Regions from separate parts of the Homo sapiens genome. Here region 2 is linked to region 1. The links are chromatin loops, found by intact Hi-C in ENCODE. Cell type or tissue: heart right ventricle. All regions are shown on one strand.

Region 1 (2,500 bases):
ATGACTTTGAAACTCCTCCCTTGACTAAGGATGGAGTTTATTCCCCTGCCTTGGAAATACGGTCTGGCTTTAAAACTTGTTGAGGCCAGCAGAATGTGGCACAAGTGACTGCTTGGTTCTAAGCCTAAGCCTTAAGAGGCATCAAATGCTTTTGTCTCTATTTCTCTCTCTCAGAATCCTGCTACCATGAGAACAAGGCTGGAGGATGAGAGACCACGTAGAAGAGAGCCAAGCTGCCCTGCTAAGGCCATTTTAGACTAGTCCACAGACAGCCCATCCCCCAAGATCAGCACAGCAGATTACCCAATGCACAGCTAACTGCAGTTGCATGAGTGAGCCCAGCCAAGACCAGATGAACCACCCAGCTAACTCAGGGAACCAGGAGGAATAATAAATGCTTGCTTTTTCAAGCATCAATTTAGGGGTTGTCTGTTATGCAGCAACAGCTGATATGCCCATTCTCAAAATCTCTACCACAGCTCTGGCTCTTTCCTCTAAAGGAAATAATCTCCATTCCTCTCTTCTGAGAAATTTAGACCACTTTATTGTTCTACCTTCTGAAATGAAAACTTTAAATGTTTATCTTGACATTTTTCTCATTTTCTTTCCTGCCATATAACTCATCTTTTTCATGGCCTTTTGTCTTCAATCCCATTCTCTTGCCCCCACAACACCCCCTTCCTGCCTCATCTCCTTCATCCTGCTCAACAACATTACTCTTCTACAAGACTACAAACACATAGAGGTTTCTCACATCTTAAAAAAAACCCCAAAACCTTTCTCAACTCATTAACTCTTTTCAAACTATTATTCTGTTTCTCAATCTTTCCTTCTAACTGGAAAAAAATGTGAAAATAAAACCTACATTATTTCTGTCACATACTCTGTTTTGCTTCTTTTACTCTACTGAATTCTCAAAATCATCTATAACTTCCATATTGAATAGGTTTAAAATTTTTAGAATTAAAATTTAAACTTAAAAATTATTTTTTAAGTTTATATTTCTTCTATATTGCTCTGCAGCAGTTTGACAGTGTTGTCTAACACTGCCTGCCTCCCTGAAAATTTCCTTTGTTTTTTTTAATGTTCAAGTCTGTTCTTTCTTTATTACTAAGCATTTTTCTTTTTCCCAGCTACTTTTAAATCTGATATTCTCCCTTGCTTTGTACTCTGAACTCTTTGACCTTTTCTGTCTTCCTTGTGGATTTCATCTGCTTTTGTGGCTTCAAAACTAACATATAGGCAGATTATCTATCTATCTATCTATCTATCTATCTATCTATCTATCTATCTATCTATCTATCCATCTATCCATCTATCTATCTGCCTGACTATATATCACATCTCTGCTGATTTCAAGTTCCATATTTCCAACAGATGCTAAACATTTCAAGTACCTCCTTTTATTAATCTATGTCAAGATTGTCTCATCTATCCTCCTCCAATAAAATACTAAGTAGCCCAGTCATTGTCTCGCTTTTTTTAAACTAAATTTTTAAGTGATACCATAATTTTTCCAAATCAGCTCAAAATATGAGAATGATCTTAACTTCTCTCTTTCCCTTCATTTACACATTTACTCACCAAGCCACATTCAGAGCTCCCTCTCAATATCTGTCCCACCTATTCTCCCAACAATTCTTCCATTCCTTCAATTAATTACCATTCTGCTTTGAGCAGAGCAGAGACATGTTCATAATCAATCTTCCTAAAGTGCTAATCTGATTGTGTTAGTTCCCTGCTCAAGGACTAATTTCTCTCTACTACCTGACTTCATGTGTTTATATAACTTGAGTCCAACCTACAAACCATAACTGGTACTATTTGCTCACTGTCTCCCTTCTCTAGCCAACTGGCTTATTCAATTATCCCAAGAATTCCTTGTCTTTTCCAATTCATTTTTCTCCCTCATGTTTTACATCCTGGCTCAAATACTCTCTGTACTCTCCGACCAAACCAATGCTACCTTATTCTTCAAGACAAGGTCATTCGTAAAGTTTTCCCAGACTATTTAATAGTAGGAGTGAATAAAAAACAGCACTTCTCACTACATACAAACAGATCAGGAACCAACTTAGTTTCATTTCTGTTTCCTCTGAAACATTACTTACTACTTTGATGCCCTTTCTGTCCTTCCAGCCCAATTTAGGACTAATCTGTTCTATGGTCAGTCATTAAATCACTTCCTTACATGTACCCTTGATTTGTCTCTCTCTTACTTGCTCAAAATTATTTAGTACAACTCAGGTTAAATCCAACTTTCCATCAACTCTGCACTGGCACCCATGGCTGGATAAAAACACAACCATACTCCTTCAAATTCCTAACTACAACACAAACATGCCTTTAAGTTTGCCAGGAATCATACTACACTCACAAGTGCACTGATCCTCTCACTCCCCTGGACAACACGCTTTTTTCTCGCCCTAACTCTCCAAATCCCTTTCCTCTATCCTTAATTTTGACTGACAAACACTTTCTTCTCAATGAAAAATGTCAA
Region 2 (2,500 bases), 330 kb after region 1:
ACCCACAGAAGTAGAGAAAGAGCGACAGGGACCCTAGATGAGGTGTCAGATCCAGATTAAAATATTTTGGAAGGGACTACTTTTATTCTGCCAAAATTTTTAAATACATGTGTTTAGAACTTTTGTGTACATTTGACAAAAGAAGTTAGAAGTTCCAGGCAGAGGGGAGTTTGACTGTGTATTCTGCCTCTTATTAGTTGTGTTTCCTTGGGCTAGAAACTTGAACTTTTTGGAACCTGGTTTTTCTTATCTGCAAAATGTGCATAGCAACACCTACCTCAAAATGTTGCTGGAAGAATCAAGGTGTCTAAAGTGTAGCACCATGTTGGCATGAGAAATGTCTCAATAAGTGGCCATTCTTATTCTTTTAAAACATTATTAGATTTATTAAGAGCCTCCTAATAAGACACACATATGCACACACACACACACACACATGTAATTTAGCTAACACATTTGGTAAGAACCTTCGACTCCAGTTAGAATTGTCAATCTAGATGGGGACAACTCATTATTTTCACGGATGCCCTAGCAACCAGGTTCTAATTCCCCAGACCACATTCTCCTTCACATTGTCGGGTCTTCCCTCCCGGTATAGCTTGAATCCACAGCCATCCACTGGGCAAGCCGTGGAGGAAACCTGGATGTTTTAAAATTGTTGCTGAATAAAGGAGCAAAAATTAGCGCCCGAGATAAGGTATTCCTTCTTCTCCTTCTCCCTTCATTCACCCCCTCCCCCTCCCTGTCCCCCATCCTTCTCCACTTCTCCCACTCTTCCCCCTCCCCCTCCTCCTTCTCCCCCACCCGCCCTTCCCTCCTCCCCCACCCCTCCATCTCCTAACCTCGCCTCTCCATTAAAGTCATCTGGAGGCCCATGCTGTGTGCAGGCACCCTAGTGACCACTTCTCCCCCTCGCACATGTCTTGGGGTCTGGGACAGCCTCTGTCCTCATTCCTAGCGAATCAGCAGCGTTTTCCAATTTTCCAGTTGCTCAGCACAGCGCTGCATGTGGCGGTGAGGACTGGCCACTATGAGTGCGCGGAGCATCTTATCGCCTGTGAGGCAGACCTCAACGCCAAAGACAGAGTGAGTAGCTGGACACGCTCGGGTTTCCCAAAGCTTCATTGCTTTTGTATTTGGAATCACTCCCCCAAGCCTGGGTGCCCTTGCAGGACCCACTTCCTGGCCTCAGACCCACCTTGAACCTGTTGACTCTGCTTCTCTAGGAAGGAGATACCCCGTTGCATGATGCGGTGAGACTGAACCGCTATAAGATGATCCGACTCCTGATTATGTATGGCGCGGATCTCAACATCAAGAACTGTGTAAGTACTGGAAACAAGAAACACCGCTTGCAAGCTTTCCAATTTCCAGGAGCATTTCTTAAATAGGTGAAACGACTCCCACAATGGCAGTATTTGAGGGGTCTTCGATGGTCTAAATGCCCCTGCCCATTTCCCCAAGGACAGTGTTTATCTTGGCTAGGACCCAGTTCACATGGCCAGAGATGAGGGAAGTCATAGATACTGCTATGACCTCAGTGCCTGATACAGTGCATAGTAATTCTTTTACAATTTGGTCTTGGAAATGAAAGATAGTCAAAATTTGCTCATCCCCACAAACACCTAGAAGTCCAATCTGCTTTGGCCATTTCTGTCTGTGCAAGGGCTGAGGAAGTTAGAAATAAAGGCATCCACCATTTCCAAAATGTCCTAAAATTCCACAAGGGTCAGTGCAGCCAGTGAACTAAGGTTAATCAATATCCAATCTGAGTAATTCAGAAAGTCCCTTTCCTCCTTACAGCAATGTGAAATGTCACCATTTTCTTCCAGGGGTAGCTGTGCTTTTGCCTGTATTTTTTTTCAGATAATTTCTATCCATTCTCCACTTGGATTTGTCTTCACATCTCTCAAAATAATTTCCTATATTTAGGCCCTGAAAATTCTTGTATAAGTACATATTAATTTAACTTCATCTGTAAGCAGGGAACATAACCAACTTTTCCTCATGGTCTCAATTTCCAGACAAACACCATCTAATATAAGCTTAAAAAATATTGCCCAGAGGAACAGGTATAAATTTCTGAAGAAATAATTTTAAAGAAGCTTTTGAAGAATCACTTTACAAAAAAGAGTGGGGGGGGGGGGAGGGAAACTCAGTCATCATATAAATGCAAATAATTTTCTCCCCTTATTTGTGTTGCAAAGACTGAGAGGAATATCTTATCTTTTAAAACAAATCTGGCTTGGTGACAGGATCAAAGAATGGTGATAAATGAAGATTGCTTGGGATGGGAAAGTGTTAACAGTAGGGCTTCCTCAGTCTAGATATTGGAATTGATCCTATCTAATATTTTTTTAAACTATCAGAAAAAGAGCAGGTTAAATGAAATCTTGAAAGCTGCAGAAAATGTGAAGATTTTTTTTCAGGCAGTGAGACACTACCAGCAGAGACAAATAGCATACAGGTTTAGGGAGACTGTGTAAGTAGCCAGAAAAAT

The links. Peaks named below come from ENCODE experiments on the same cell type or tissue, not always from the same donor. Only the 100,000 strongest peaks of a DNase experiment are listed, where the experiment ranks them.
Region 2: a loop joins it to region 1, with 8 times the contacts of the local background. A loop is called at or near these places in 93 of 110 quality-filtered maps.

Annotation. Positions count from the first base shown.
Region 1 is chr10:91,245,770-91,248,269 of GRCh38, reverse strand. All of the region lies in intron 3 of PCGF5 (polycomb group ring finger 5), which reads right to left. Among named protein-coding and RNA genes, the nearest start is that of PCGF5, 26 kb to the right of the region's middle. RefSeq lists a silencer at 259-441. In heart right ventricle, no CTCF peak of the experiment used is centred here; no DNase peak of the experiment used is centred here; H3K27ac peaks cover 289 bases.
Region 2 is chr10:90,914,368-90,916,867 of GRCh38, reverse strand. ANKRD1 (ankyrin repeat domain 1) reads left to right here. Exons shown (of 9, transcript NM_014391.3): 6 at 599-697; 7 at 988-1,086; 8 at 1,227-1,325. Among named protein-coding and RNA genes, the nearest start is that of ANKRD1, 5.5 kb to the left of the region's middle. In heart right ventricle, no CTCF peak of the experiment used is centred here; a DNase peak (open chromatin) is centred at 963; H3K4me3 peaks cover 1,224 bases; H3K27ac peaks cover 1,908 bases.